Regions from separate parts of the Mus musculus genome. Here all the other regions are linked to region 5. The links are chromatin loops, found by intact Hi-C in ENCODE. Cell type or tissue: heart. All regions are shown on one strand. Region 1 overlaps 4930459C07Rik (RIKEN cDNA 4930459C07 gene). Region 2 has its middle 40 kb from the start of Gm33897. Region 3 has its middle 13 kb from the start of 4930459C07Rik. Region 4 holds the start of Gm40747 (a long non-coding RNA gene). Region 5 overlaps Gm33782 (a long non-coding RNA gene).

Region 1 (5,000 bases), 94 kb after region 5:
CACTACCCTGTGGATTCTTAAAGCAAAAAGACAGTCTGTCTACTACTAATACTACTTCCTTGCAGTATGTCCTTATCTGCCATAAAATCTCTGGGAGGCACTGTCTCTCCCTACCCAGCAGAAACAGCTCATTTCCTTGTCAGAGTCTTGAGAAATGTTTCCTAATTCTTCCCAAATGCTATATCTGAGTGCTTTTGTAGCTCCTACATTCTAGTGACCCCACCTCAATAGACAAAGATCTAGATCGCAACAATCTCCTTTGTCCTAGAACCATTCCAATTCCCCAGTTCCCAAAGAGTCAGGAGACATAGCTGGGTATCAGGCCCACAACCTTCTCCTCATGCATAGTGTGAACAGATGTCTTGTTCCCACCTGGAGCCCATCTTTCTCTATTCCTTCTGCATCCAACACATTGGAAAGAGTTTGCCACTGTACTCAGCTTCCTGGGAGGTTCCCCCACAGATGAGAGCTTGGGTGTCATGTTAGATAAAAGTCGCTTCCATCTGCTGGCCTAAGTTATATTGCTGGTTGTATATTTACCATTTTCTTACGTAACTGCAAGTGTCAATCATTTCTCCTTGTGGTTTCCTCTGTCATTTCAAAGTTTAAAAAAAAAAAAGATCATGGCCTCTCCGAAGAGTTGATAATAACATGTTTTCCTCCGTGTTTCTAGTGAGCTAATATTTCAGCCTTCTGAAGTTTATTTTGATCACCAGTTATTAACTTGTGGTATTTAGTTGAATTTTTCAAAACAATAAAAAATTAGAATATTAAATAATATATACTAAATAGTTTCTTATTACTTTTTATAAAATATCCTGTGATTCTGTGTGTGTGTGTGTGTGTGTGTGGTGAGTGAGCACAAGCATTCTCATTCCCAGGGAGGTGTATCTCAATGGAGGCCAGAGGAAGGCATCAAGCACCCTGTTTTGTTGTCCTCTGCCTTATTTACCAGGCTGGTGGCCAGCAAGCCCCAGTGACCCTCTTGTTTTCTGTCCTCCCAGACACTTGGGATTATAGGTGCACATGTGACTGCATCTACTATTTTATATGGATTCTAGGGTTTAAGTCCAGTTTTCATACTTTCACAGAAAGAGCTCTTCCTGACTGAGCCATCACCCTAGCCTTCATATCTGCCTGGTTCCTACAGAGTCATTCATTAGGATTGGTCCTGGACTCACTTCTAATACCAAGGTCTTCAGATGATCCACTCCTTTGCCAGACACTATGTCTCCATGTAACCAGTAGGAGCCTGTATGGAAATAAACACAGCCACCAATATGAGTCTTTCTGCCATGGTGAAATGAACCCTGAGTACTGAGCTACTTCTCCTTCAGCTTTGCCTCATCGTGAACAGACTGGAGGAGTTGAGACCTCCATTCTCTATCTTGTAAGCATAGTTTCAAGACAATGGCTTCCTCCAAAGGGGAGAGATGGGATGCTAGGACAGAGAAAGAAGGCATAGGGAAATGCAAAGTATTGATGCTATTCTGAACCTTGGGTTTGGGGTAGCTTCCTAGGAGAAGATTATTACTGCCTTTTGTAATGCATATGTATATATCTTATTTAGAATATATAACTTTGAATAAAATATAAATTAGAAATAATAAACAAAAACATTCTCAGTGCCAATTTTAAAAAAAATGCACAGGATCATTCAATTAATAATTTCTGTTCCCTTCACCTGGTCTCATTCTTACAATGACAGAAAAAGTACCTACCAAGCCCAAGCCAAGCCTCTCCCAGGGATTGCTGGGAATAAGTTCTGAGAGTTGGCAGATTTACTTAGAGCCCTTTCTTTGTGGTGGAAATGAACTGAAGCATCTTCCTTTAAGAGTTGGCCTTCCTTTTGTGAAAGCAAAGATGTGGGCAAATTTACAAAGAAGGCCATTTTCCTGCAGGTGCTTCCTACACACCGCAAAGGTCAAGAACGCAACTTAGTTCTTTTTCTAATATCCTAAGGGAACTAATGCAGTTCCTTGTACTTAGTAGGTGGACAACTAATTGCAAATCAATGTATGAATGAAGAAGTCTGGCCTCACAGTTTCCAGGAAAACTTGTAAATGTCACTCTTGAAATGGTAACATGATTCGCAACCTACTGAACGCTTCATAATGAACCACCCACAGACAGAGTTTAGTATGAATATCTCCTATGTTCCTCAAATCCTTTGTGACCTATGGACACAATTGTTAAATGTGAGTCATGATCTGGCCACGGCTCCCACACAATGGGTATTTTTAATGCTCCTGCATTTCCTGAAGTCAAGCTTTCAGGAAATGGTTTTTGCAATAATGACCTCACCCTCCCTGTATCCCCTTACCCCCACCACAGAATCCCAGAATAGCTGAACAGGTGTCCAAGTACCTAGAATTACCCAAGAAACTTCACAACCTACCTTCTGTTTTCTGTCAAAGTCACAAAGCTAACTTGTTCCTTAGAGCTCTAAAGGAATATGTCCATGAACCAGGCCTGCTCATATTTATGTGTTATTTATATCTAGATACAGTTTGTTCTTGATGCTGGCAGTATCTGCACAGAACTAAGCCAGTATAACAGTTAAAGTATAGGTTCCAGAATTCAACAGCCCATGGATCCAAATTACACAAGTGACATAAGTCTGTCACTGTGTATACGGCTTTAGGCAAATAATTTGGCCTTTCAGAGCCTCAACAGTCGCATCTGCAAAGTGGGAATATAGAAGCATTTCTTGGACTATGATGAAAAATCAGATAATAGAGCACATGTAAACCACTGGGCTCCTCTTCTGGCACACAGTAAGTGTGGAAGCTTGCCAGTTCTTACGGCTGTGTGGTTTCCCCATCTCTCAAGCCCTGTCATTCACTGGGACAATGTCAACCACATTGTGGTCACCGGGACTGCTTAGCATTCATGGGGGGGCAGGATGCCTTCAGAACCCTCAGCCCCAGTCCAGTCTGAGGAGCACTGTCTAACTACTCTTTTAGAATCAAAGCCCATAAGGAAGCCTACGTGTAAGAACTGAAGGAAGGTTATACTATCTGGGAACACTTCAGTTTCAAAGCAAGCAGAGACGTCCCCCCACATGAGTGGGAAGAGGGGCATTTGTAGTATGACCTAAGCCCCCTGGTAAAAGTCTTTATAGCATTAAACCATGTGGTAAAACTTAATTAGAAGGGATTATATTTTTCAGAGCTCTATTAACTTGGGAACCCAAAGGCAAAGAAGGTTATTAAATGGCCACCCGATTATGGGAAACAAAATCCTGCTAGTCAACCAGACCAGCTGACAAACTTCCCAAGGGCTTATCTGAGACCCTCCAAACAGCACAAGTAACTAACTACTAAGAGGCGAGATCTGACTCATCACAGTTGTCTTGGAAGTCAGACGGTAGTACCTTAGACATCAGGGCAGAGGTTGTGATTCATGCATCATGTCCTCAAGTCACCAACCATCAACTCAGTGGATGAGCACAAAGAAAGCTGTCCCAGAAGCCCCTAAGAATGACTTCACTACTCATTGTCACAGATCACAGAGTGCTATCCTCATGGCAAGGTTGAGAAACACGGCGGTAGTCATCATCTGGGCACTGGCAATCAGTGATCCACTAGTTGGCTCAGACTGAGGCAAAATTTTGGTGGGCATTTCATGAAAATAGACCCCTTGAGGTCTCCTGTTTCAGAAGATTGAGGATCAACAACAAAAGAACATCAATCCATACCTAAATGGCATTTCACAGCCCTCAAAATAATAAGCTGTCTACGTAGACTGCTGAGAGATGCTTCCAGCAGTTAACACTCACTGGCTGTCCCAGGAAGAGAACAATTCCTAAGGTCTCTCTATGAAGGGCAGCACTTTACATAAGAAATGGCCAGTGTATAATCTTACTTAGCTTTATTCTTCCTGGACCCAGTATCGGGAGCTACCTTTTGCCCTTACTTGGGGGAAATAAGAAATAAGGCAATTAATACTTCCATGAATAAACAAGGAGGATTAGTGCAAAGCACAAGTACCTCTCCAGTTTTCATGAGGATAACCTACTCTACATGACCACAAGCAGGGCGTATTAGACATCTGAGCATCATTTTCCTTACCCGCAAATCTTTTCTCGAAGAAATGTTTTGTGGGTTTCTTTGAATGGTTCCACTCTGACTCATTGTTCATTATTCCAAAACCAAGTTGGTCAAGACTTAGCAAGCTTGCTGCAAAGTACCCAATGTGGGTCACAATCTTGAATTTTTTAAGGGGAAAGGAAAACATGGGTGTGTAGTCAGTGCTGATTCTGTCTGTGGGCCATATCTGGTCATCTTCCAGGAGGAAAAAAAAAAAAAAAAAAAGCACTTGGAGACACAGAGAACACGTGGAGGCTGCCCTTTACATTAGAAGCCCCAAAGTCCCGACTTGTGATGTCTGAACATTGAAAGAGGCCTCAGAACCCTGCCTGATATAGCTGTCTCTTGTGAGACTATAACGGGGCCTAGCAAACACAGAAGTGGATGCTCACAGTCAACTATTGGAGGGATCACAGGGCCCCCAATGGAGGAGCTAGAGAAAGTACCCAAGGAACTAAAGGGATCTGCAACCCTATAGGTGGAACAACATTATGAACTAACCAGTACCCCGGAGCTCTTGACTCTAGCTGCATATGTATCAAAAGATGGCCTAGTCGGCCATCACTGGAAAGAGAGGCCCATTGGACTTGCAAACTTTATATGCCCCAGTACAGAGGAACGTCAGGGCCAAAAAGTGGGAGTGGGTGGATAGGGGAGTGGGGGGAGGGTATGGGGGACTTTGGGGATGGCATTGGAAATGTAAATGAGGAAAATGCCTAATTAAAAAAAAAGAAATAAAAAGCTTTTGATGAGAAAAAGAAAGAAAGAAAGAAAGAAAGAAAGAAAGAAAGAAAGGAAGGAAGGAAGGAAGGAAGGAAGGAAGGAAGGAAGGAAGGAAGAAAGAAAGAAAGAAAGAAAGAAAGAAAGAAAGAAAGAAAGAAAGAAAGAAAGAAAGAAAGAGGCCTCAGA
Region 2 (5,000 bases), 420 kb before region 5:
ATAAGAACAACATTTAATTGGGGCTGGTTCAGAGGTTCAGTCCATTATCATCAAGGCAGGAAGCATGGCAGCATGCAGGCAGGCATGGTACAGGAGGAGCTGAGAATTCTATTTCTTCATCTGAAGGCTGCTAGCAGAATACTGACTTCCAGGCAGCTAGGATGAGGCTCCTATAGCCCACACCCACAGTGACACACCTACTCCAGCAAAGCCACACCTACTCCACGAAGGTCACACCTCCAAATAGTGCCACTCCCTGGGCCAAGCAAATACAAACCATTACACCTTATGCTAGCTTTTATAGTGTCATGAGGTGCTACACAGACTGCTGAGGGAGAATTATCTGCAGCAGCCTTTCTTAGCTGTGGCCCCTCCATGCTACACTACCAACCTGTCAGGCAAGACACACACAGTGGTGCTATACTTGCACTTGTTGTGGGGTCAATCAACCACTTTCTGATTGACTTTGAGGCCAGATCCACAGGAGGGTTTTATCTGGTGGTATAAAAGCCAATGGCTGGGAAATTCATAAGGTGAACATATTTGTGTTATTTGGTAAAGGAGAGGGAAGAGTTCGGTGGCTATCCAGATACACTGTATGCATTCATGAACTTGTCAAGGAATACATTTAAAACGTTCTTTAAAGATAACAAATTAATATATTTTAAAAGTTTTTAATAGTTGTAAATCTAGGCTTCCTACTAAATTCTCAAGGGCTGAAGAGACTAGAATAATTGAGCCAGGCATGGTGGGACACACCTGTAATCCTATCACGTTAGAGAGCTGATTATAGTGATTAGAAATTCCAGGCCAGACTCAGCCCCATAGTGAGACACTGTCTCAAACAACAGGAAACAATCTCCCTAGTTGAAGTAGCATTCCTCCCATATCTTAATGCTGAGAGCCTGAATCTTTTCACTAAGTCAACTAACAAACGTGCCTCCAGAACTCATTTCAGCCAAGGTGCTACAGGAACACAGACAAGAGACCTCCACCCCTGCAATCACAAGGCAGGAGGAGCCAAAGCCACTTGTCCTTCCCCACGTCCCCCTTGCCTCTTTGTGCCTCCTCTTTGCCCTTCCTTCCTCAGGCTGATTCTTTCCCTATCTCTGTGACGCCATGGCTAAGATTTCCCTTGTGTTGGTTTAAGAGCAAAGTATCTTATTCATTTGAAATTCCATCTACCACAGAGATTGAAAACATTGTGTGTGTGGGGAGGGGGGGGGGAACAGAGTTGGTTCTTTCCCAAGTAGCCTGCACTATAACATCAACGTGACCCTAATACTGCCCAGAGATGACTCAAGTATTTGGAACACTTTGTAGGGAACTCTCTATGAACACAGCACACCTTTGTATTTTTTTTTTTCTCTTCTTCCTGATGCCATGTTTTCTCAAAGGAAATATAAGGCTAGGAAACTGAAATAGTGAAACAAAAATAGAAAGAGATTTTATTGTTTTTCTCAAATATTCAGAGGCAGAACATTCATAATGTTTAATTGCAATAACATATTAATTCCTTTCCAGGACTTAGTACGATGAAGAAAGAGATGATGAAAGAGCAATCTGAAAAACTGATTTCCTGAGGACTGGTGCAGGAGAGAGAGAATACATAAGAACTGGATCGCACACTGTGGTTAGGGGATATTGCTCATCACTCCAGGGCTCACGTGTCTCGGATCTTAAGTCCAGAGATTTGAGAACGCCACATTCTCTTTTTTCACACCCCTTCCCAGGTCTAAGAATCTCTGAGCTCACTTCATTCTTCTTCTCTCCCTTCAAAATCTTCCACAGCTGATTCTGCTTTTCAAAAATCAAGACTGCTTGACGTTCAGCTGAGAGTAATGAAATCTCAATCCCCCCACACAATAGCAGCTCCGTCTGTCTTCTTTTCTTCACTCCCGGCGTAGTCGGAAGAGTGAGGGCCCAGTGTGAACAATAGGACTCCCTTTCAGTTCTGAGACACTGGCTGCTGTGCAGACTGCATGGAAATAGTCCTTGACAATCCCATGGGTGACATTTCTTACCCCTTATCACCCACGCCTCACACAGCCAGAACTCGATAAGACACTCAGAGAGAAGATAATGCCTGCTATCAAGCTGTCTAGGTAGAAATAATAATAATCATCTGTTTATAGGAAAGCAGCTGCCCCATTGTTTGAGACTCATGAAGTCTCAGACAGTTATTTTCTCTCATGCAGGCCTATTCCTCTTCTTCATGTCCATGCAATCACTTCAGGGTCTTAATGATGGGCATTTGGCCCACGCCCTTTGAAAACAATGGGCAGCGTTTCCGGCAAATATCCGGAATCATATGCAGTCTCAGGATACCCTTTAAAAAGTAGGAATGAGGTGTTTTGTTAAGTACTGTGGCAGCTAAGAAGACACCAAAATGAATATAAGAGAGTCTACTATTCTTCTTTTAAACTGTGCACAGAAGCCAGAATTATTACCACTAGTCTGGGAATGTTTTCAGTCTGAGATCCTAAACCCCTAAATGTCAAAGAGAGGCCTTTCTTTTTCAGAGTGAAATTCCAAAGAACTAAGGTAGGGGGGCTGTCCAGGATCCAGATCACATCCACGTAAATTGCCTTCCATGTGTCCAGAACAGAACAGTAAGGCTTAGAAGCAGCCTGGTGGGAAGTTCACTGTTCTCTTGCTTTGGAGCCAGATCCCTCCCTTGGCTGCAAAAGGGTTCCCCCACTCTGAGGATGCTGCACTGACCAATGTTAGCAGAGGGGGACCCCTTCCTTAGAATGGACTAATGTGGTGGTTCTCAACCATCCTAATGCTACAAGTCTTTAGTACAGTTCACTGCATTGTAGGGACCCAGACCATAAAATTGTTTCATTGCTACTTCATGACTATAGCTTTGCCACTGCTATGAATCGTAATATAGATATCTGATACACAGGATATCTGATATGTAATTCCCCCACAGGGGTCTAGACCCACAGGTTGAGAACCTCTGGACTAAGGGACACTACATTTCTTTTTTGTATATTTATGGTCTGTGGGGGGGAAACACTGAGCAGCTGTGCCTTCAAGGTGAAAGAAACAAGGGCAACAATGAGATCCATTCTTCTTGGCCCTCCATTCAAGGTGCCTTTTCATCCAGAGAACAGACATCTCATCTCTGAAACAGCCTATAGAATCGTATCATTTCAATGAACAGAAAAGTTCAGGGTGCTTTTGCATCTGCAGTGACTTCCCTAGGCGTCATCATTACATCTAGTTAAGATGACTTTATCATTTTGGAGGCTTTCTTTTAGCACAGCACAGCAATGACCCAAAGGATATCAATGATGGGTAACATAAAGATAAGGTAAGTAGAGACAGCCTTGACAAATCCCCCGCCTACTTTTTCCTCCCATTCTGTGTAATTAGCCCTGAGTCAGAACTGCCTAAGTCCAGCTCTCTTACTGCACAGCACACACATAGACAGTTTACAGGCATATACTAGATAGTCTGCTTACACATTATATCAACCTCTCAGTGGGGGCAGCATTGGGGGCTCTCCTTATCTGAGATCTGAGACTGTTGACCTGCAAAGGATGTGTGAGGAAGAGAAAGAAACTTTTCCTAAGAGTTTTTCTGTTTGTGTTTCATTTTGTTTCCAGCAGCCTTACTATGAAGGGGTGACCTTAACAAACCCACAGAGTTTCCTCCATGGTTGCAGAAGTTGACGAGTCCCTCTGACCTGGAGTGGACACCACACATAGGGGAGGTAGGAAGGGGCATATACTCACGCATCATCAGACAAGCCCACAAAGGCAAGGGCAGAGGCAAGGGGGTCTGTCTAGTCTGCTTGGAAGAATGAGGCTTGAAAACATGCAGGGCAGGAGCAGTGGGGTCTTTCACTTGCCTGTCCCTCTGTCAGTACTTACTATAAAAACACAGGTTCTCACACCACAAATGTCTGTAGAATTCTGGAAATGTCTGGATTCCGACTTGGTCTTTCTTTCCTAAGACACTCCAGGGGTTAATGTCTGGACAGTAATCAGAGTCTGGCAGTGCCCACCCCACACATAATAGGCATTGTTGTGCTTTAGAGTTTGTCTGTTTTCTCTGGCAGGCTTGACTCCTTGGAACAGATTCTAAAAGAGGAAAGGAAAAAGTCTGTCTGCCTTTTTTTTTTCTTTCCTTTGTTTTTAATATGCACATTCAACAAAAGCATGAGGACCATCATAGAAATGTTATTTGCTTGGATTTCCAGGAAAGTTGGGGAAGGTGATAACTTATCAGTTTAGAATACATTTACCTCAAAGGGGAATGAGTATTCGTGTGTGTGTGTGTGTGTGTGTGTGTGTGTGTGTTTGTGTGTGTGTGTGTGTGTGTGTGTTTGTGTGTGTTTGTGTGTGTGTGTGTGTATGTGTGTGTGTGTATGTGTGTGTGTGTGTGTGTGTGTGTGTGTGTGTGTGTGTGTGTCGGAGGCATCTGTAATATCCGAATGTGACTGCCTTCTCGCTCAGATAGGAAACAACACATTACAACTGTATTAGCTGATGAGTGAACTGTGGCTGGCCCATTATCTGCATAGAAAATCCATTAGCATGACGTTATTAATGTGCCTGTTCATCAGCCTTCCCAGGTCACTTGCAATCTTGCGACATGTTTTGTCATTCACACCTGATAGGTTTCCAGATGTTTCCATCTGCAAGCACGTGAACATGTCTTACTAAGTCACTGGGACAGCAAAATCCCATGACAACATATTAGATTCCATTTCAGTGGGGGAATGACAAGGTTTCTTGTTTTAGTCTTTGGTTGTTGTTTTTCTTTTTTTCATGAGGCAAATAATGAAGTTGGCTTTCAGTGGCTGATATTTACAGATGTTTTCGAATGTTTAATCTTATTTTCTGTAGCTTCCCTGTCACAGACCAGAGATAAGCATCTTGGGGAAGCCACCTGGTCCATGGACCATTCTTGGATGGACCTAGGCTAAAGAAGAGAGGAGCTAGTTCCAGGCTTCGCAAGTCTCCCTGCCTCTTTCAACTCCTGGC
Region 3 (5,000 bases), 120 kb after region 5:
TCAGTGCCAGTGAGAGCCCTGCCTTCTTATATAAAGTAGAGAGCAATCAAAGAAGCCTCCTCACATCGACCCTAGGTCTCCACATGCATGTGCATGCATAGGCAACCCCACACATGGAAATACAAGAAAGCGCTCCTGCGCATGCGTGCGCGCGCACACACGCCACACCATAGTAAGAGACAGGAGTACAACAATAACTAACACACGATCGGTCGCCGTGAGAAGCAACCCTGACTTTCAGGGAAAATGCCATTGATAAGTTCACATACTGTAGACAAAGACGTTATCATCGTGCCCAGAGAGCACAAGGAAAACATTAGTAACCTTGATCGTGTAGAGGAAATTTACTAAACCTGGGCGGCAGAAGGCATCGGAGAACAGCAAGGCCACTCAGAGTAGACTGCTCACCATGGAAGGTCTAAGTGCTCTTCCTACAGCTGAACAGGTAACCAACAGAGATGTGACAGAAATAAGGTGAGCAGAGGGACAGAGAGGTGAGAGTCTTATCTATCGGTACATTCCAAAAGGACAATTCACAGTATTAGACAATCCCGCTTTGCTTGGCTCTAACAAACCACCTTGGGTTGTGGAATGATGAGAGATCTGTTTAGCTTACAATTTTTGAGTCTGACAATTCAACCCTGGGTAAACCTAGAGTGTTTGGCCCTTGGTGACAGTCCCCTATGTGTGCTACCCTGTGGCAGATGGTGCCGTGGGGGAGCCAGTGCAAGGAAAGAGACAACACATGGCAGAGGCAGGAAGCCAGATCATGAGAAAGGTGAGCGTTATGTTTTATAACAACCCACTCTAAGAGGAAGTCAGCGGGTTCCCATACACATGGCTTTGATCCCTTCCGTGTGAAATAATTACCTTGGTCTAATTACCCCACCTTCTCTTAAAGGTGCCTGTCTCCAGCATCACCACACTGGCGACCGAGCTTTAACAAACACACACACAACCCTGGGCAACATACTCCTGCTACAGTCAAACAGCAGCTAACATCTAAAAGTAGTAGCTTAGAGAATAGCAAGACAAGCTGATTGTTTCAGAGATGGTGGGTGGGGGGGTGGACTAAAATACAGGTTCCAAAATGAAAAGTTATACCTGAGCTGAGAGAGATACTGAGGACTGGGAAAGTCAAGTAGGTATCTGACTAACCGTGACTTTCATTGTTAAAGTATGCCATTCTCATCTACACTTTGATTAATTTTTTTTAAATAATTGCCGTAAAAATGTAAAAGTACTTACTTCACCACAAAATATATAATCCAATATTATATAAATGATGTGTATGAAACTCTTGAGAAAATATTCCACAATATATTGGAAGTTGAACGTGACTCACTTCGTTTTTGATAGGCAGCCACTGACTAATTCTAAAGTGCTCAAGTCCAGTGAGAGGAAAAGTGTCTTTCACCATACCCTTCCATCCGAAGACATCTAAGTCCATCGATTATGGTGTACAGGGAATGCCTGATTGCTTTATGATGTCATATGCTGCTACAGAAATTATTTATGATGCTCCCGGAGCAAGACGATCTACTCTGGGGCTGATACCTTGATTCAGAATTTGACACCTAAAGTGGTTTGAAGCACTTGTGATATTTAGACGTTGAGTGACCCAATGCCATTGCCTTCAAAACACACATTCAAAACATACATTTTCCACCGGGAACTAGAAGGGCATTTGCAATGAACATCCCTCCAAGCAGCCGAGAACAAAGGAAATGTTCGGCAAAATGATGTTGAAACACTACCACTCAGGCAGGCCTTCTCCCCAGTATCTTTCCAGCCGAATAGCGTGCCTGCCTGTGACTCAGATACTGTTCACATTGGAAAAACAAAGCGGAGACATCTACTTAAACGCGCAAACAGTGCCCTCTGCTGGCGGAAATGGGATGTTAGTTAAAAGAACTTCGTCTCAATGACCACAGGGAAAGAAGGGGGAGGGGAAGGAAGGGAGAATGGAGAGATAGAAGGGGAGGAGAGGAGATGGGGAAGAAGCAGAGGGAATAGGAGTGGGAGGGAGAGGGAAAGAGGGAGGGAGAGAGAAAAGTGGACTGGGGGGGGGGGGAAGGGGTAAGGAGGAGGAGGAGGAAATGATACAAACAGGAGAGAAAAAAAAATGGGTTTTAGTCCTTTTTAAGGATAAATGCTTGAAGCATCTTATCACATAGAAGATGCCAATATATTTCCTTAAATCCCAAAGTAACACGTGGCCTTGAATTAAGGAATGGTTTTACAGTGTCCATTCTTTGCCTTACTAAGTTATTTACTCATCACAAGCTCCCTCTGGGGGTGTCCCCCAGTGCTCTGACTATGCGACATAATATACACTCAGCCTTTGCAGAAGATAGTAACTCTATCAAACAAAATTGTTTCCTTAGCTCACAGACCAGGGCTCTGACAGGGTTCCAGAATGTCCCAGGCTGCTCGACATGTTTCTAAATGCTTAGGAAAATCTTAATGTTGATTTTTTGTTTGTTTGTTTGTTCTGTTTTGCTTCAACAAAAGAAGTGGTTGCTTGAAGATAGCAAAATTGGTTTCTTGAAAGAAAAGAAAATGAGTGAGGTATATCCTTCAGGGCTGGCAGGGGGGCGGGTCTGGAGATGTATGTCATACAATTCATCGTAAGTACTTAGTCAATGGAGTAGCAATTCAAATTAGTTTATATATATATATATATATATATATGCACATGTATAGGTAGTATAGTTACGATATTATCGTGTATATATATACACATACGATATATATACACACATACTATATGTGTGTGTGTGTATATACATACATACATATATATATACATACATACATATATATGAATATGAAAGCCAGTATTTCTAATATCTTACATTAAAAATCAGTTGGCTACCCAGCTTCCCATGCCACCACAGTAGTGGGGTTAGCAATGTAAAATATGTAAATATGTTCTATTTTCATAAGGCATTTGCACTGGTGTATTAATACTGTGTGCATATTTAAAGATGTTACAGAGCCCAGCTTCGTCTGACTGTAAGTCGTCACCCCACTACAGGGTCGCTTAGCTGAAGGTGACCGTTCTAAAGACAGTGACAATAGCAGAAGACTCCTGGATGTGCAATGATCAAAAATAAATTCAGCCTCAATTGTGTAACAATCCCAAGGTGCTTCAGGCTAGGCTCGCCTGTGTTACACCGCACAGCTTCTCTGTACTCTCAGCTCGGAACACACAGGAGCCTGTATGCTTATGGATGCCGTCACTCATCCCAACTATCATGCTCAACTAGTCCATTGAACCATCACGCTCAGACGCCCTGCACGCTATGGACTGCGGGGTTTTTTGCTGTTGTTGTTTTGTTTTGTTTTGTTTTTTGTTTTTTGGTTTTTTTTTTTTGTATTTTATCATATGCACAGCTTTCTGCTCTTCTAGAAATGTTAACAGCTGAATTAGGGAAAGCAAAGATGCTCCTGTCATCTGGCCCCAGCCAGGGAGTGTCACATCCATGAGTATAGATTTGGATCATGTTGTGTTTGAATGTTTGATGGTTGCTATCCAAGTCACTGCTGAGCTCCTACACAACACCATTCAATTAACTTTTGCTTGGGTTTAAGGCAGGATTTCCAGCAAGTTTTACAATGGCCTTACACATATTTCTGTACTTCGGGCTGTATATGTATGCAATATGGCCTTCTCAGCATCGATGATTAGAAAAATCAAAAGTATCAGTCAGTTCTTTAAAGCATTGAAGATCTTCCACGGCCTGCCATATTAAATATTTAGGCGAGGTTTAATTCTAGTTATATTTACTGTGGATATGCAATCCTCATGAAAGAGTCTGCAAGTCTAAACTAAGTACTTGTGAATTAATGTTCCAGCGAACCGGCAGTGTGTGAGCACATAAGGTTCTTTTCTTAATGCCTATGTGCACACAAGCCTCCCGTGCTGCCAAGTGCTTCTCACAGTCCCCTTTGTTGTCCTCTATACAGCTCCACAGTGACTTCATTGCGATTGTCCTATTTCCCCGTGGGCTCATAGGTAGCCACCCTTTCCATCTAAACCCATGGCAAAACAAAAAACATGCATCTGTCCCTTTATCTAAAAGTCTCTTTCTCTTTTACCATGAAGGCAGTGTCCATAACTCAGAATATAACAATAATTGTTGGTCGTGGTGACTGATTCTCGAATGAGGGTAGCAACTTTACCTCTTCTTGGGTGTAGCTGGACATGCTTGGTGCATACCACGTATGCTGTGAGATTTGAGCTTTAGAGGGAGGAAGTTACAGGTCGAGTCCCTAATAGCTCATCAGGGTCTGTGATACTGGCAAAGTCACAAGCCCTCTCAGAGTGTGCCTCTCTATCAAAAACAAAAACAAAAACAAAAACAAAACAACAACAACAAAAAAAAAAAAAAACAGATAAGGCCTCAAGGACCTGTACGGAGGACTAAAGAGGATACAACTTAATCCTTACACAATAGTGATGTGTCATAGGTGGTCGTTAAGTATTGTTGACATCCTGATCTACAACACCAGGCAAGTCACCATGACTTGTTAATATCCCCACCCCCTCCATGTTCAAACGTTATGACTTGGCAGATCTGACCCCATAGAGTCCACCCTCGTGCTTAGATCACAGACAACACTCTCCCACCGACCTCAGTGATAGCTGGGCACAACGTGTGGACTCTGCCTGTGAGAGAGATCAGGCCGAGGAGGGTTATACAACCTGATTTTTTTCATCATGGAGTTTGATTTTCAGTCAGAAAGATTTATTCCTGACTGATACCTTCGAGATCTTGTAAGTGACCTTAATGAATCCTCAAAGTAAGCTTGGGACTTATCTCTAGCCCCTCACTACTCCAGCGGTGAGCTATGACTCCTGCAATGATGGACAGATCACGTGATGCCTTGCCATGGGATCCCCCTCCCCAAAAGAGGCGGGATACTGTGTTTTGTGGACATCAACTGGGACTAGAGCCAGATCACCTGGGGTCAAGCGTTTCAACACCATCACT
Region 4 (5,000 bases), 74 kb after region 5:
AGCTAGGCACAGAGTCTACCACTGAGCTAAATCCCTAGGCCTTCCCAGGCAAATTTGAAAAACTGTCTGACAAGAAAGTCAATAAATATCTTTATTGGGTATGGAAATATCCAATAATGAGTAAGGAAATATCTCTACTCAAAGTATGTCTCCTTTACCAATATTAAAGCCATAGCTCCTGTGGTCCAAGACCATCACAGTCTCTGGGTACCGTTTGTGAGAAACTGGGGCTCAGAGTAACTCACACATTGCAAAACAATACCCAGAAATTATGGCCTGTCAGACAGTGCTGTTTCTTGATTCCATTGATCTACCTGTCTGTCACTGTACCAGTACCATGCAGTTTTTATGACAATTGCTCTGTAGTACAGCTTAATGTCAGGCATGGTGATTCCACCAGAGGCTCTTTTATTGTTGAGAATAGTTTTTGCTATCCTAGGTTTTTTTTATGATTCCAGATGAATTTGCAAATTGCCCTTTCTATCTCAGAGAAGAATTGAGTTGGAATTTTGATTCCAGAAGAAATGAGGCTAGGTCTCTTGCCCAGCCAATGCACCTATTTTACTGTATCTCTCTGGGTTAAATGCTACTTTTGTTTGCCAGGGTGGATTAACTGTTCCAATAAAGAACTGTAAATTTCAATTATGTAAGATAATAAAAACATATTCCTCAGTCACTAAGAACACAGTGCAGGTGTTCACAGTTGGACAGCTGTCCCGGCTGCCTCCATAACTCAGAAAACAGATCCTTTACTTGTGACGCTGCCATTTTGAAAACATGCTTCCCAAGGTTGCTAGAAAACCAGGAAAACTGTGGAAACATTAAGACATAGACTCAAGTGTCAACTGGGTATTCTATGTATGCTCTGATGACCAGATACAGTCACTTGATACACAACCCCAACACACACACACACACACACACACAGAAGAGGGAAGGAAGATACAATGGGCTAGGAAATGAGGTCTCTGCCAAGCTATGTCCCACAAATTCTTCTCAAGGAAAGAGAGCTAAACTCTAGCATTCACCCAAGCTTTCCAAACAGATCAAGCTGTACCCAGGCTTACAGTCTAAGGGTGAGGTGACTTTGGGCTGGTCATATGATCATGTAAATCAATGGATCTTAATCTACTGGGGAACGTGAATCTGATAAAATGTGGGAAATTATCATCTCCACAATTACGAAAGATATTTTGTCGGTGTCCTGCTTTGTTATCACCGCATCGATTTCCCATGATAACCTGAGTGATGTCTGAAGATTCTGCTTTGTTTACTCGCTTCTTCCTAAAGAGTTGTCCGTGGATACCACCCCAAACCTTCTAAGGGCAGGCAAGTCCATGCGTGAACTGGCTCTACCCACCTGTCATTTTGTGGCTGCTTGGCTTTTTGTGTTCCCTCCCAACTGGCCTCTCTTTGTCTCCTCACTTGGCCTTTGCATATCCCACAACTGATTCCTCCTCATCCTTTCTAATCTGCATTCGGATCTCAGCTCAGTTGTTGTCTTATAAAAAGCCTTAACCAGAAAACAAAGTAAATCATATTTCTTATATTTTTCTCAAAGTCCCCTTATAAGCATCTTTCTTAACATTTGTCACGGGTTGTCATCAGCTGTCTGTGTGAGGATAAGGTGTGCCGCAGTCTCATTCCAACTAGAAGGTCCTTCTGGGTAAAAATTTAGGCTGCCTGAGCCACTGTTAAGCGCCCGGCTTAGTTTGGCTGATAAGAAAGGGCACTCGTATTTATGTAAGACATGACTAATCGAATACCAATGCTTCACACTCTCTTGCAGTGCTGATGGAGAGAAAAGCAACAGCCGAATCACTTTCTCATTCTGGGGAATGAATGTGGCTAGAATGAATGGGCCAGGGATTGGTCACAGGCAGTGACTTCCCTTTCGAGGTGTCACCTTGTCCCTGAGTTCATTTCCAATCCGTTCGGAGAATGAAGCAGGGAAGTATTCTGCCATTCTTTTCTATTATTGTAAGGAGAGGTGTCCATGCATGGACTAAGGCCCGCTGAAGGGAAGACCGCTTACTGAACACATTGATTGGTAAATTCTAAAACTGAAGAGATCGATATCCAGACATAATTTAAAGGTTTCTTCACAACACTCAGTTGCATTATCTCAGTAGTCTTAGTGCTTTCAAAATACTGTGAAACAAACCTCACCCCGCAGGTTTGGCATTTTCTAGAAAAGATAAAGCTAATAGATTATGACGTAGTCTGGAAGGGCTCAAGTTGACCCAGGTTGTTAGTCCTCTAGGGGAGAACGAGACATTAGACAGTGTGCCTCATATGTTAGCAAAGTCCATGACTATCCAAAGAGTCTCTCCATGGGGTTGGATTTTACAATCTTATCAGTCTGGGACTCCAGATGTCCTTCGGCAAATGACCAGGGATTGAAGAGAAAGGCCTAGAAGAAGCCTGTCTTCCCTCTAATGCGGGTTCATTTTATCCCTGTATGGAACTTCCTCGGTCAAACAGATCTGAAAAGGAACACAGAAAATGGACAAGGGACAGAACCACACCTGACCTACAGTCAGTAAGCGGAGCAACATATCAGTGCTTCTCTAAGGTGATGAAGATGGGGGGGGGGGGCATTTGTTACCGTAACATAACCCTGACTGGTACACTCTATTCAATGGACAATAAATACGTCTAGTTGAACTCACATTCTGAGTCAGAGAACCTGAGTGACAGAAGAGTCCAAGTCCACTTGAGCAGGTAACCCCTCATTTTTATCCAATGAACCAGTGGTTTCCAACCTTCCTAAGGCAGTTCTTCATGTTGTGGTGACCCCCCCACCCCACCCCCACCAACCATAAAATTACTTCACTGCTACTTCATAACTGCAATTTTGCTACTGTTATGAATCGTAATGTAAATATCGAATATGCAGGATATCTGGTGTTCGACCCCTGTAAAAAGGTCGCTTGACCCCTAAAGAGGTTGCGACCCACAGGTTGAGAATGCCAACAGCTGCCAGTCAGAAAAGCACGTGTTCAGGAATAAGGGAGAAAGGGGACAGAGCCAAGCACTGAAGACAGAGCATAGTCTGCATTTCTTGGCTGGAAAGAGACAGGAACCACCTGCCTGGGAGTTTTCTTTGTTTCCTATTGAATTTGCCAAGAGAACTGCATTACAGAGAAAACTGATAAAAAAAAAATCCCTGTTATCTAGAAGGGATTTCCTTTTCTGGGAAGGAAATTTTTAAAGAGAGCTTTATCTCCTGATTTACACTGAAGTAAGATTAGTTAGAGCTCGCTGACGTATCCTCTTGATAGCATCACCGCAGAGAGAAAATGCAGAAGAAACTCACCAAAGACAAAAATGGTTTACATAAACTATCTGCTGAGCCCATGATGGTGCATTCATAAGGTAAATTCACTGTTTAGAGATGGGTTTCTTTTGTGTCTATATATTAAACACAAGAAACAAAAATGAGTGTCTGAGCCCAGTGTATGTGCCCTGGGTGCCCTCAAAAGCCAGAAAAGGTCTTTGGATCCCCTAGAACTGGAGTTCTAAATAGGTGCGATCTGTCTTGTGGGTGCTGGGAACAGAACTTGGGTTCTCTGTGAGAGCATCAAATGCTCTTAACTGCTGATCCACCTCTCCAGCCACATAAGCTAAACTCTTACTTCACACACACCCTCAATTACCTTCTCTTTTTTTCTTTCTTCCTTACCACAAATCTACTCATGAGAGTCCTTGGAAGGTTCAGAAATGATTGACACAAGTATAAACACAATATATACTATGTATATATAATACACATGTATAATATGTGTACATTATATTGTGCTTATATATAATGTACATTATATATGTAATCAATATATAATGTATATAACACATTTATAACAATATTTTATATTGTGAAAGCTAAATAAAAATTAAGTGCAGTTATTTTTTAGGAATTCAGTCCACACCTCTAAAATAGTAAAAGGACTTGCCAAGTACCAAATCTTTAAACCTTGAAAGATATCCTCTAAAAATTATTTGGGATTTGCAGGAGGTTTGACAGTTTCTTTTAAGCATTCTAAAGTATATTCCCATGTCCCCCAGGCTGGCTGGACATCAACAAACTCAGTTCAACTTCATAAGCTTTTCTTCATGCCCGTTGGCACCATAAATTCTACCCTCATGTGCAACTTGACACTTAAAAGTTGACATTATTGTACTGAAGAGGTTCTTTGTCGTAGACTTTCTATTTCAAGGTCAATCCCAGTTAAATGCTCCATCCCTTCCTCCATATCCTTGGTATTTGAATCATGGTATGTGGTTATCAACTTTTATTCTCTGTTTTCAAGCAACATTTCCCTTCCCCTAAATGTGTCAGGTCTTTGAGATATTCAATAAGACGTATGTACAGAAGCAGTCTCGACAGCCCATCACTGACACCAGTTTTAGATAGCTGAGCATGGCTACAGAATTAGTCACCTAAGAGTCTCATCCGGAAACACAACCAAACCGGAAGTCAGAGCAGTTAAGAGTTATGTACGGTGTCTGAGACTGGCAAGGTTTTCTGGAAATCTAAGAAATTATATTGAATTACTCTCATTACATTTTCAAAAGCCAGGTTTTTTTTTAAATTTTAAGTAAATATAATGAAAGAATTGGCCCTAATTCATCCACCCGAGGCCAGAATTTCCAAAATCTGCAATGGAAATAAAAATCTCACTTTCTACCAAAAGTCCCAGCGTGAAGCATGACATCTCCATGGTCACTCATAGCTATAGAGTATCCCACGGAAGTTTTAAATGTGGTCATAAAAATAAATGGCAAATTTTAACGCCACAGCTAAGGGTATGCCTCATCCTATCCCTTACATTGTGGGAAGAACGAGTTGTTATTTTTATAGCAAATAAGCAGAAATACCCCAGACAGTATTTCCCATTCAATGCACCCTGGCATTACTCCTACCCATCCTGAATACTTTTAAAAGGCAGACAGTTACATACAAGGCACAAAGGAAAATGGCTCGACATCATAGTAAAAGT
Region 5 (5,000 bases):
AACAACAACAAAGAAAACAAGCCTACTAAATTTAATGCACATTGTTAACTGTGAAGGTCTGGATTTAGAATTTGAGATGTATGTTTCCCCTCCCCTGTCAGAAATAAATTCTTTATTATTATAAAAGTTCCTTGGAAAGGACATAAAAGATATTAGGACTTGTATAGGTAATGACAAACTAAAGTAGTGTTTTCAGACTGAAACATTGGTGGCCCTGATAGACTGAGAAACTCCCCAGGCCTCTTCCAAAGATGTACTTGATGGAGAAGCAAGGGCCGGATTCTCCATTTCCCAGCCTCCAGTTTGATTTGCTTTCCATGACATTAGGTTATAGCAACTGAGGTTTGAGAAAGAAAAAAAAATGTCATTCATCATTTCTATTTATAGTTATGGCTAAGGAAGCTATTGAAGGACATGTAAAAATCTGTAAAATATATATGTATGTATACATGTACACATTCAAGGAAATAATTACACACACACACACACACACACCATCTCCCATGTTTTAACAAAGAAAGCACAACCTCCTGACGCTGCCATTTTCCACACAGTCTTTTGTTCGTTTCTTGAACAGCTGCCGCTATGAGTAGGTGAAACACACACACACACACACAGATCAAATTGCAGTTAGGTGTGTCAAAATGACTGGGTGTTCTTGTTCTGGGTTCCCAAGGCTAATTATTATTTTTAACGCCGTTTGATATGCTAAGTGAGGCTGCAGTAAGAGTCCTCATGTGTGCATTAGTCATTGCCATCACCGCCCATGGGTACTTCTGCATGTTTTGCTGCTTCCAAAGTGTCTGTAAACGATTCTATCTAAGCATCTGAAGAACATCACAAGCAGCTTCCTCTATGGTTTTTTCCTAGGAAATAAATACCAAACTGGCACAACGATGGCAAAACCGTGAGTGACATCAGTACATACAGTGCCCTGTCCTTCCATCCTGTCACGTGCCTGGTGGGTAAACATAAATAAATCACCTAATTTCCCTGTGCCTCAGTTGCTCTATCTGTAGTATGGAGCAATGAGGAATGAGATCTCAAGGGCCCACTTTTGAACTATAAAGCAGGCTTCTCTAAAGAAGGAGAGAAGGAAGGAGGGTCCTGTGGTGTGTTCGGCCTGTTCCACATAGCTAACTGCAGTTGTTTCCCGTTGCTAGGTCGTTTATTGATTGCCTACAACTAAACCTATTATCTTTGTCTAGAATCTTTTGAAGCAATCCATGAATAACAACTCATTTCAATTTCATAATGACTCCGAGGTCTTACCAGCTGTTGCCGCGCCTGTCTTACAGACTAACAAACAGACGCAAAGACACAAAGCCATTCGATTCAAGTCTGGCAGGTGTGAGACATAGATCCAGGGCTCACGTACTACAGCTAGTTCAGGGTCCTGGAATCCACTCTGTTATGTCCTGCGGAGCGGCCAGGAGCTTGACTGAGAGGCAAAAACAGCTAGCATCCTCAGGCTCTGCTCTCCAAGAACACACTGAAGATCACTGAAGGGCTAGCAAGCCCTCTACGTGGGCTAGCATGGAACAGAGAGGTCTCAACAATTTGAAGGAACATCAGGAAGTGTAAACCACCCCCCAACCTTCTGTAAGCATTCCTACCACACCCCACTAAGGTGGAGGGGGGCGGGGGCTGGAGGCAAGGAAGGGAAATCATACCAATACATGCCTGCTCCAGATCCAATCTTCCAGAAACAGTCCAAAGGAACACCCTGGGCATGTTCAAGACTTGATTTATTTAGTAGCTAACAGCGTAACTGCCAACTACAATCTTCAAACTAGCTTTACCCACTGCCCCACCCATCCATCAGACCTTGCCATTCCCACAGGCAGTGAGAAGGACCAGGTATGTTCATGTGTAGATTTCTCTGCTTGCTAAAACCCCCCAGGCTTTCCTTTGTTCTCAGGACATGCAAGTGGCCACCTGTATACCTGTGTTCTGGACTGTACGTAATCCTGCTGTCAGCTCCCAAATAAAACTCCCTTATTGATTGACTTTTGACAATTCCAGTCATTTTGTTTGTTTGTTTTGTTCTGTTTCGTCGTCCCCCACCCCCACCCCATTTCCTTCCCTTAAGGCAGCTCGAGGTAATAAAGGAACTGCCTGGTCTTGATCACGAGGTCCTCTTGCCTCAGCCTCCAAGTCCAGGATGACTACAGTGCCTAGGGGCATCTCTGCGATTTCAATCTGCCCTCTACAGGCCACAAGGAATACCCTAAAAGAATGATCTGCCACCAAGCTTCTGGTTCTCCCATGGCACTTGCACCACAAACACAGTGATTCCCAAGCTGGTGGCCACCTTACGACACTGTTCTGTCACTTGCATAAATGTCTTTTTGGTGTGTTGTCAGGCAAATACCTGACACTTGGCACTCTGAAAATTCCTAAAACACCACATACTGCAAAGTCAATGATTTGACCAGCTGTGAGCCCGCTTGCAACCCAAACCGGCAGGACTAGAAACAAATCGCACTGCTTCATGCTACAGAGCCATCTTTCCTAAGGGTGGGTGCGGTCTTGTGATCCTTGTGTCCAGTCCAGTTTCTCATATGTGTATTGTGACTTCTGCTTGTGCAAAACAGGACGTTGCTTAACCAGGCCCTTATGGGAGGAAATACAGCCCAGCAAGCAGAACAATGATTTGAAAGTCCTGAGTTCTATTTTCAGATCTGCTGTTGACTGGCTGTGCAGTCAGCCCTACGAAGGTCATTAGCAAAATGGCCTTGCCCTGTTGGCGGTCTCTGTATTCGCAGCTCTGGACGGGAAACAAATCAGGGAGCTGGCACTCAGCCTTGAGGAACTAGAGTCTTAGGAGAATAGATGTATCGTCAGGCTTTGTCTTCATTCTTAAAGCAAAAGCACAGAACAAAGCCTCTGGGGTGGGGGAAAGGAGCTGGAGTAGAATTCAGAGAGGAACCTGATAACCTTTCCAATACCAGAGACGTGAAGGGATGGCATGAGCGTTCAGGTCAAAGGCAGCTCTTTGGCACATGCTGAATCTCCTGTGTGGGATACGGAAGAGACAAAGGAACCTGAGCTTTGACAGACTTCTGTGAACTGAGTCAAAAACAGATATCCAGAGTGCTGCCTGGTAGGGAACAGGCTGAGGACTGGAAGGGTCTGTGGAGAACCAGAAAGCTTATAGCCCCTTCTAAAGAGTCTGCACCAGCTCTTTGTCCCTCAGATAAGCCAGTGACAAGGTCCTGAAGTGCTAGTGTTTTAAGAGGCACTGCACACTACCATTTTTATCAGGACTTCCCTTTTCTTTAAATGAAGATCCATCCAAGTTTTAAAGTGATAGCGGGCAGGTAAAAATGTGTGTGTAACTTGAACAAAGCCCTTTCCACATCTCTTTAACATGTCCATGGATGGGATTTCATAAGAGTTGAATTATTGTTTTCTGATAATGGAGCTATTCCTTTAAACAGAAGGGAATGAGCAGTCTAGAATGCGCGAGTGTTTAAAAAAATCCCAGTGCACGGGGCTGGGGAGATGGCTTAGTTGTTAAAGTGCTGGCTGGGGAGATGGCTTAGTTGTTAAAGTGCTTGCTATACAAGCAAGCGGACTTGAGTTTGGATGCCTAGAGCCCCTGTGAGAAGTGATAAGACAGTTGCCTTAGAGTTAATCTTGCTTTGGTGAAACACTACCACCAAAAGCAACTCGGGGAGGAAAGGGTTTATTTGACGTACACATCCTGAATCAGAGTCCATGGAAGCCAAAGCAGAAACTCCAAGTGGTCAGGAACCCAGAGGAAGGACTTGATTCATAGGCTACAGATGGGTAGTGCTTACTGCCTTGCTTCCAATGGCTTGCTTAGCCTACTTTCTTTTAGAACCCAGAGCCACCAGGCCGGGGTGGTAATCAACGACAACGGGGCCCTTCCACATTCAATCACTAATTAAGAAAATGTTCTACAGGCTTGCCTATAGCCTGATCTAAAGGAAGCATTCTCTCCAATGACTCTAGCTTGTGTGAAGATTACATAAAACTAGGCAAGACAATAATCTATATGGGTATTCTAGCACAGGGGAGACAAAGACAAAGAAAATCCCCCGAAGGTTGTTGGACAGCCAGCCGCTCTTGCTGAATCCTCAAGCTGTAGGTTCATTGAGAGATCGTGTTTCAAAACCAGTGTATTGCTGTGATGATTTAGGGCAGATGCTGAAATGCATGGGCAGGATATATACAAGCACATCTTCACACACACAGGAATGTATATACATACACACAGGACTTACACAGGTCTAAACACAAAGATTCTGGTTGAATTAGAGAAGTTTGTAGCCAGGGCACTGGGGAAGTGAAACACTTCTTGGGTTTTCCTAACATACAACCATGGTCCACAAATGCTACATTAACCATTTCTAGAAAGTTTTAAGAACTTTGGGCGTCCTCATTTTTTTAAGTTGTTGAAAATGTACAGCCGATCGATCTGTGACAATGAATCAGAGAACAAACATTTGCTATGGGCTGTTTTCTTTTTTTCTCAACTGAGACTCCACTATTCAGCATCTTGGCTTGCTGGGGACCTCAATGCCTTTCAGGTTCATTAAGAGCCAGCTGACAGCAGACACTCACTGGGCACAATGGGTATTGTTACAAAAGTCAAACCCAACAAAAGACGAAGGAGAAGTGCGAGCTGAAGCACATTTAAGTATTTATGGGGAGAATTAATTTGTTGTCTGATGGTCATGCACTGGACCACAGAGCAAAGTACTCCTTTTAAAAGTGAAACTCAATCTCTGTCCACATTCTAAAGGCCATAAAACTCACCACATGAAACTAATAAATGAAGCATAAAAGTCATATACTTGCAGGGTTTTTGCTCTCCCTTACTTTGTAGGCTGTGTGCATTATAAGTAACCCGAGTAAGTATCAGCCTTAGGTCTCCTTCTGGTTCTTATTCACCTCTAGCTCTTCTTGCCATCTGTTCTATTTCTCATAATAAAATTCTAGTGTAAAGTGAGAATGTTAAATCATGGACA

What was found. Peaks named below come from ENCODE experiments on the same cell type or tissue, not always from the same donor. Only the 100,000 strongest peaks of a DNase experiment are listed, where the experiment ranks them.
Region 1: a loop joins it to region 5, with 9 times the contacts of the local background. A loop is called at or near these places in 6 of 42 quality-filtered maps.
Region 2: a loop joins it to region 5, with 2.1 times the contacts of the local background. A loop is called at or near these places in 2 of 42 quality-filtered maps.
Region 3: a loop joins it to region 5, with 5 times the contacts of the local background. A loop is called at or near these places in 9 of 42 quality-filtered maps.
Region 4: it touches region 5 in a loop (2.4-fold over the local background); 4 of 42 quality-filtered maps call a loop at or near these places.

Annotation. Positions count from the first base shown.
Region 1 is chr10:96,236,300-96,241,299 of GRCm38, reverse strand. All of the region lies in intron 1 of 4930459C07Rik (RIKEN cDNA 4930459C07 gene), which reads right to left. All of the region lies in intron 2 of Gm40747 (a long non-coding RNA gene), which reads left to right. Among named protein-coding and RNA genes, the nearest start is that of 4930459C07Rik, 13 kb to the right of the region's middle. In heart, no CTCF peak of the experiment used is centred here; DNase peaks (open chromatin) are centred at 2,219 and 2,839.
Region 2 is chr10:96,752,763-96,757,762 of GRCm38, reverse strand. No RefSeq gene overlaps it. Among named protein-coding and RNA genes, the nearest start is that of Gm33897, 40 kb to the right of the region's middle. In heart, a CTCF peak has its summit at 2,551; no DNase peak of the experiment used is centred here; H3K27ac peaks cover 3,243 bases.
Region 3 is chr10:96,210,934-96,215,933 of GRCm38, reverse strand. No RefSeq gene overlaps it. Among named protein-coding and RNA genes, the nearest start is that of 4930459C07Rik, 13 kb to the left of the region's middle. In heart, a CTCF peak has its summit at 1,879 (motif pointing left); a DNase peak (open chromatin) is centred at 1,853; H3K27ac peaks cover 498 bases.
Region 4 is chr10:96,256,210-96,261,209 of GRCm38, reverse strand. Gm40747 (a long non-coding RNA gene) reads left to right here and starts at 2,302. Exons shown (of 3, transcript XR_001779846.2): 1 at 2,302-2,575. In heart, no CTCF peak of the experiment used is centred here; a DNase peak (open chromatin) is centred at 3,029.
Region 5 is chr10:96,330,633-96,335,632 of GRCm38, reverse strand. The region is part of intron 2 of Gm33782 (a long non-coding RNA gene); the gene reads right to left. Among named protein-coding and RNA genes, the nearest start is that of Gm33782, 24 kb to the right of the region's middle. In heart, CTCF peaks have their summits at 2,217 (motif pointing left) and 2,763; DNase peaks (open chromatin) are centred at 2,202 and 2,642.